Linked DNA regions of Homo sapiens: regions 2 and 3 are each linked to region 1. Evidence: read pairs that join two places in POLR2A ChIA-PET (ENCODE). Cell type or tissue: PC-9. All regions are shown on one strand.

Evidence for each region. ChIA-PET counts read pairs that join two places held together with the same protein. Peaks named below come from ENCODE experiments on the same cell type or tissue, not always from the same donor. Only the 100,000 strongest peaks of a DNase experiment are listed, where the experiment ranks them.
Region 2: POLR2A ChIA-PET joins it to region 1 with 15 read pairs; 4 of 35 experiments call an interaction of 5 or more read pairs at or near these places.
Region 3: POLR2A ChIA-PET joins it to region 1 with 10 read pairs; 2 of 35 experiments call an interaction of 5 or more read pairs at or near these places.

What each region holds. Positions count from the first base shown.
Region 1 is chr11:66,020,008-66,022,507 of GRCh38, reverse strand. It overlaps CATSPER1 (cation channel sperm associated 1), which reads left to right. Exons shown (of 12, transcript NM_053054.4): 3 at 629-742; 4 at 865-1,012; 5 at 1,323-1,414; 6 at 1,554-1,697; 7 at 1,881-1,944; 8 at 2,119-2,191; 9 at 2,308-2,368. Among named protein-coding and RNA genes, the nearest start is that of CATSPER1, 5.2 kb to the left of the region's middle. In PC-9, no CTCF peak of the experiment used is centred here; a DNase peak (open chromatin) is centred at 1,287; H3K4me3 peaks cover 195 bases.
Region 2 is chr11:66,165,960-66,168,459 of GRCh38, reverse strand. All of the region lies in intron 1 of PACS1 (phosphofurin acidic cluster sorting protein 1), which reads right to left. Among named protein-coding and RNA genes, the nearest start is that of KLC2, 90 kb to the left of the region's middle. In PC-9, no CTCF peak of the experiment used is centred here; no DNase peak of the experiment used is centred here.
Region 3 is chr11:66,739,832-66,742,331 of GRCh38, reverse strand. It overlaps a transcript of SPTBN2 not described here. Among named protein-coding and RNA genes, the nearest start is that of TOP6BL, 3.7 kb to the left of the region's middle. In PC-9, no CTCF peak of the experiment used is centred here; no DNase peak of the experiment used is centred here.

The DNA.
Region 1 (2,500 bases):
GTAAGGTCGGGGAAGGCTGGGCCCTCCAACGCCGTGGAGCAGGGTGAAGGACAGGAGCTGCCCGGCTCGCTGTCTCAGGCTCCATTCTAAGCACTTCGCTTGTGTTCATGCATTTAACGCTCACAACTCTATCAAGTGGACTTCAATTATCCCCATTTTATTTTATTTTATTTTAGACGGAGTCTGGCTCTGTCACCCAGGCTGGAGTGCAGTGGCGCGATCTCACTGCAACCTCCGCCTCCCGGGTTCAAGTGATTCTCCTGCCTCAGCCTCCCAAGTAGCTGGGACTACAGGTGCCCACCACCATGCCCAGCTAATTTTTGTATTTTTGGTAGAAACAGGGTTTCACCATGTTGGCCAGGCTGGTCTCGAACTCCTGACCTCCAGTGATGCGCCCGCCTCAACCTCCCAATGTGCTGGGATTACAGGTGTGAGCCACTGCTCCTGGACACAATTATCCCCATTTTAAAGACAAGAAAACTGAGACACAGCAGTAGTGAAGTCGCGCAGCTGCTTACGCAGAGCCGGGGAGAGCCTGGGAATCTGGGCTTGTGTGAGGCTAATGCTGAGGAGAGAGAGGGCACTGGGTGCTGGGGACAGCTCTGAGTGCACCCCTGTGTTCCTGCAGAGTGGTACTTCATGGCCTTGGACTCCATATTCTTCTGCATCTACGTGGTGGAAGCCCTGCTCAAGATCATCGCCCTGGGCCTCTCGTACTTCTTTGACTTCTGGAACAATTTGGGTGGGTGCGGCCGGGGCCAGGCTGCGTGTGTTTAGTCTGGGGGAGGCTCGGGACGAGAGAAGGATGGGGAAGGGGGCGCTGGCGTTGGGAGCCCGCCAGGCTCAGGCACCCCGTGCCCTCAGACTTCTTCATTATGGCCATGGCCGTGCTGGACTTCTTGCTGATGCAGACCCACTCCTTCGCCATCTACCACCAAAGCCTCTTCCGGATCCTCAAGGTCTTCAAGAGCCTGCGGGCCCTGAGGGCAATCCGGGTCCTGCGGAGGCTCAGGTCAGTGGCCACGGCTCCCACCTGGGGTGGGGACTCCAAAGGAAGAGGGGACACAGACCAGGGCCCCAAAGAAATCCACTGTGACCTGCTCAAGGGATGGGGGCGCAGGAGGCTGCTGACCCCAGCCTGCTTCTGCCTTCTGTCATGCACTGGAATCAGCCCCTTCATTTTTCCAGAGAGGGGCCAGGACTCACCCAAGTCACCAACAAGTCAGGAGCCTCCTGCCTTCAGCGCCAGCTGTGGCTGCTGGGCAGAGACACACACCCCCGCCCCTCACCGATGACTCAGTCCCCACTCCTTCTGCCCACAGCTTCCTGACCAGCGTCCAGGAAGTGACAGGGACCCTGGGCCAGTCCTTGCCGTCCATCGCAGCCATCCTCATCCTCATGTTTACCTGCCTCTGTATCCTGGTGCTGCAGGGGCTGGGGTGGGGGCCTGAGGGGCTGCGGTGAAAGGGGTGCGGGGAGCAGGGATGGGGCAGGACGAGGGGCGCTGGGGTGGGGATAGCACTGGAGAGCTGAGTTTGGCCCTGAACAGCCAGTCCTCTTCTCCGCGGTCCTCCGGGCACTGTTCCGCAAATCTGACCCCAAGCGCTTCCAGAACATCTTCACCACCATCTTCACCCTCTTCACCTTGCTCACGCTGGATGACTGGTCCCTCATCTACATGGACAGCCGTGCCCAGGGTAGGGCAGGCCCCAGGCTGCAGGGAGGGCCGGGGATTGGCGGGGTGGACCGGCCAGGGCTCAGTGACCCCATCGGCAAAGTGGGGCTTCTGATGCCTGCATGTCCGGGTATGGGAAGGGAGCAGGTCGTGGTTGGGGGTGGCGAGCACAGCCTGACTGTGCCCTCTGGCCTGCTCCCCCTAGGCGCCTGGTACATCATTCCCATCCTCGTAATTTACATCATCATCCAGTACTTCATCTTCCTCAAGTGAGGACTCACCCCTGCTCTGCTGCCCAGCACCACCCACACTTCCTCCTCTCCCCTGGGACCCTTACCCCAGCCCTCTCACCCTGGTCATGCCACGCTGAACCCACAAGAAGTACCGGGTGCCCCTCTCCTCTGGCCTCCTCGCTGAGGGCACACCCCTGTCCCTCTCCCCAGCCTGGTGATTACTGTCCTGGTGGATAGCTTCCAGACGGCGCTGTTCAAAGGCCTTGAGAAAGCGAAGCAGGAGGTACCGAGTGGGGTGGGACAGGTGGACCAGATCAGGAAGCTGGAGGAGTGAGGCCAGGGGCCTCCAGGGTTGAGCAGGCCTGGGACTCTGGCAGATCTGAGGCCTCTTCTTCCCAGAGGGCCGCCCGGATCCAAGAGAAGCTGCTGGAAGACTCACTGACGGAGCTCAGAGCTGCAGGTATGGGCCTGGCCCGCCCTGGCCCCACCTGCCCGTCCGCAGTGGGGGCCAGTCTCTCCATCCCCCTAACCTCCTTCCACAGTCACAGAATTCCAGACTCAGTTTTAGAGTTTTAGAATTTGAGACTCAGGA
Region 2 (2,500 bases), 150 kb before region 1:
TAAAACCACTACTCTACGCTGTCTCTACACTGTCTCGCTCCATAAGATGTGCAAGACCTGCATGGAGTTGTAAGTTATACTGTACGTATACAAATGTCATTGTAAGACAAAAGAGATGCCATGTTCATGCACAAGAGACACTCTAGCATTGATACGTTGATTCTCCTCCAAATTGATATAAAAAATTAATACAACACCGATCAAAATTCCAACAGGATTTTCCACAGATGCTAATTCTAAAATTTATAAGGAGGAGCAGGCCAGGCATGGTGGCTCATGCCTGTCATCCCAACACTTTGGGAGGCCAGGGTGGGCAGATCAGTTAAGCCCAGAGTTCAAGATCAGCCTGGGCAACATGGCGAGACCCCATCTCTACAAAAAATTTTTAAAAAGTAGCCAGGCATGGTGGTGGCATCCAGTTACTTGGGATGCTGAGGTGGGAAGACTGCTTGAGTCTGGGAAGTTGAGGTTGCAATGAGCCATGATCACACCACTGTAAGACACTCCTGAAGAAAAGAAACAAGGTGGGGAAATTAGGCTATCAGGTATCTAGATTTACTGTAAAGAAACAGTAGTTGAAGCACTATGGTATTAGTGAAGGAACAACAAAAAGATCAATGAAACAGAATAGAGTGCCCAGAAATAATCCCACAATCATGCAGAAACAATATAAGAAAAAGGCAGTATTTCAATAACTGGGAAAAAAAATAAACTATGAAATGCAAAAAAGGAAAGTTGGATCCACACCTCACACCATACATAAAAATAGTCTTCATGTAGCTTAAATACTTATATGTGAAAGGCAAAATTTTAGAATATTGGACAATATTTTTATGACTCTGAGGTAAGAGTAGATTTCTAAAAATAAGACATTGAAAACAATGAGAAATCCAACTATATTAAAATTAGGAATTTCTATTCATCAAGAGACACCAAAAAGAGACTCAAAGGACAAGCCAAAGGCAGCTGTGGTAGCTCATGCCTGTAATTCCAGTACTTTGGGAGGCAGAGGTGGGAGGATCAGTTGAGGCCGGGAGTTCAAGTTCGAGGTTGCAGTGAGCTATGACTGCACTCCAGCCTGGATCACAGAGTAAGACCCTGTCTCAACAAAAAAAAAAAAAAAAAAGACAAGCCAAAGCCATGAACCCAGAGAAGACTGAAACTCCTAATACTGACAAAGGGAAAGAACTATAAGTCAGTAAGAAAAAGACTGACAAATCAATGGAAAAGTGGGCAAAAGACATGAACAGACGCTCCATGTTTCCGGAAGAGGAAACACTAATGGATAATAAATATACAAAAATATGCTCAAATCATTAGGAATCGGGGAAATGCAAATTGAAATCAAAATACCATTTTACACCCACAAATTTGGCAAAACTAGGTGTGTGTGAAGATGCGGCACGATGGGAACTCATATGCTGCTGGTGGGAGTATCAACTGGTACAATCACTTCAGAAACTATTAGGCATCATCTTTTGAGGCTAAACATATGTGAAGTCCATGATCCAGCAATTTCACTCATTACCAGATGACAAGGGTAAGTTACTCATCTTCCTATGTCTCTGCTCCCTCATCTGAAAAATGAGCATCGTAATAATACCAACTCATAGGGTTGCTCTTAGTGCCCATATATATAAAAGCACTGAGAACACTGCCTGGCCCATTATAAGTTCCTTATATACTAGACAATATTTGCACTGTTCTCATCAGAACCCAAGTGTACACTGTCAGAGGAGTAGACAAACCTGTAAATTCACACAATCAAAAGCGATCCAGCAATGAAAGTGAATGAACTAAGCTTAAGCTGCAGAAGACTACCTATAATATTGTACTATATCAAATTCAAAACCAAGCAAAAATAAACGATTAATTGTGCAGGGAAATACATATAGAGTAAAACTTTAAAAAAGAAGATGAAACCTAAATAAAGTGAGGCTGGGATATTTGAAGGAAACAAGGCAAGGATGTCTAGTGCATGGCAAATGACGACAGCTGTAAGATGTGACATCAGGCTGTGCATGGTGGCTCACGCCTGTGATCCCAGCACCTTGGGAGGCCAAGGCAGGTGGATCACCTGAGGTCAGGAGTTCGAGAGAGCCTGGCCAACATGGTGAAACCCCATCTCTACAAAAAATACAAAAATTAGCTGGGTGTAGTGGCGGGCACCTGTAGTCCCAGCTACTCGGGAGGCTGAGGCATGAGAATTGCTTGAACCCGGGAGGCAGAGGTTGCAGTGAGCCGAGACCATGCCATTGCACTGCAGCCTGGGTGACAGAGTAAGACTCTGTCTCAAAAACAAAACAAACAAACAAACAAAAAGATGTGAGGTCAGAGGCAAACGGAGCCTGGACTATGCAGTAGGGACCTTTATTTTGTTTATGATGGAAAGCCACTGAAGAATTATAAACAAAGGGGTGATAGAAAATGATTTGTGCAAGATCGCCCTGCTGCTAGGTGAATAATGGACAAAGAAAGGGGAGAGTGGAAACAGGAAAAC
Region 3 (2,500 bases), 720 kb before region 1:
CCATCAGGACTTCCGTAGCGTAAACCCACGTATTCAGGCAGCATGCAATATAGGCTTGATATATGGTGAGAATCCACTCTGTGCTAAGTGCTCTTCACTTTTTCTTATTCATCTTAAGCAGTTCTCCCAATTTTGTAATCTTGTAAGAAAGATGTTATCTTTGTTTTAGAAATGATAAAAATGAGAATCCAAGAAGAAGTTGTATGAATAAATCAGGCATGGTGGCTCATGCTTGTAATTCCAGCACTTTGGGAGGCCAAGGCAGGAGGATTGTTTCAGGCCAGGAGTTTGAGACCAACCTGGGCATTATAGTGACAGCCTGTCTCTACAAAAAAATTTAAAAATTAGCCAGGTACAGTGATGCATGCCTACAGTCCTAACTACTTGGGAGGTTGAGGTGGGAGGATCTCGAGCCCCTCGAGTTGGAGGTTGCGGTGAGCTATGATTATGCCACTGCACTCCAGCTTAGTGACAGAGCAAGACCCTGTCTCAAAAAAAAAATTAAAATTTTAAAAACGGTTTTTTGCTCAGACCTCATCCTCAGAACACTAGAATGTTAGAGCCAGAAGGGACTTTGGAAATTATCAGTTATCTATTAAGATGAAGAAATTTGAAGCCCAAAGAAACTAAATGACCTGCCCTTGGTTAAGGTCACCTTAGTTAACTAGGCCAACCAAGGAGGCTTTGAGTATGGCTCTCGATATTTTCAGCCCTGGCCTTCCAGGTCTCATTTATTGGCAGTGTCTGTAGGGAGCCAGTTATTTCCAGTCCTTAGACTGGGTGACATATTGATTCTGCTTCCATTTCTGCACCCACCTCAGAATTTATATTACTGTTTCATGTTGTATTAGTTCATTCTCATGAAGACATACCCGACACTGGGTAATTTATAAAGGAAAGAGTTTTAATTGACTCATTGTTCATCATGGCTAGGGAGGCCTCAGGAAACTTAGAATCATGGCAGAAGGGGAAGTAAACAGATACTTCTTCACATGGCAGCAGGAAGGGGAAGAATGAGTGCCCAGTGAAGGGGGAAGCCCCTTATAAAACCATCAGATCTCTTGAGAACTAATTCACTATCAGAAGAACAGGATGAGGGAAACTGCCCCCATGATTGAATTATCTCCGCCTGGTCCCTCCCATGACACATGGGGATTATGGGAACTACACTTCAAGATGAGATTTGGATGGTCACACAGCCAAACCATATCACATGTCTACTTTGGATATCTTGTTTATTCCAAAAAGAAACCCTCTGTCTGAGACACACTCCCTGCCCCCCTATAAGAAGAGCCCAAGACTGATTCTGACCCAAACTCAAGGGTTTGAGTGGAACCAGAACATCCTAGGGAGTGCTGCCAGATGAACAATGACATTTTAGGGACTGTTGAGCTTTCCTTTTGAATGTGCCCTCTCTGTGTCTCCTAGACACTTCTTAAGGCCCCACCTTGTTTCTTAGGCTCCCCTAGAGCTTTCAAATGCCCTAAAGAGGCTGACCCTAGGAACTTAAGTAGAAAATATCCTTGAGGTCCGCCTTTCCAAGCTGATGCAAAAGGAAGTCCATTTGAAGACTCCCTCCCCTGGGAAAGAACCAAGCAACTATTAAGCTGTTTCCCATCCAGACAGTAGGAAAGGGTTAACTGCTTCTCTCGGGTCCTGAGCAAAGTCTGTCCCATACCAGTTCCCATAACCGGGTTTCCTGAAATGGAGCAGGTCCCAGGTGACTCTCCACTAATCACATCCTTGGAAATGGGGCCATGAGGCTCAGATTAGCTCATCCCTTCACCTTCTTGAGGCCTTCTCCACCTGGAGCACAGAATCTGGGGCAGCTTCACCACTCACCTCCCTCTGCTTTCTTATCAGGGGTCAGACAGGGATGTTCTAGCAGAGGAATATTATTGGGCTAATGGGGGCAACTAGAGGCCATAATGGTGCTGACTTTTGTGCAATTCTTGGACTACAGCATCTGTTCTTCCCCTTTCTAAGACTTAGGGGAAAAGAGAGATTCTTTTCCTGGGACAGTACCAAAGTTTATATAACTCGAGTATTTCGTTCTTCACCCCCATTCCCTGTTTTCTTCCTCTCCTTGAATAACTGACTATGATACTGACTAACTTCCTGTTCTTCCTGGCCAAGTCACCCTTTGCACAAAGTCTGATTTCTCATCCACCAGTAGCAGGTGCTGGGCCAGCCCAGGAGATTTCATTCCTTTCCTATTATTGTCCAATTTTTCCTCTGCCTAGATAGCCAATAAAATCTACATCACAAAGTGGTTCTGCCCTGTGTAACTGGCTTTTTTTTGAAGGAGTTTTGTTCTTGTTGCCTGGGCTGGAGTGCAGTGGCAGGATCTCGGCTCACTGCAACCTCCATCTCCTGGGTTCAAGCTATTCTCCTGCCTCAGCCTCACGAGCAGCTGGGATTACAGGCATGCATCACCGTACCTGGCTAATTTTTGTATTTTTAGTAGAGACAGGCTTTCACCATGTTGGCCAGGCTGGTC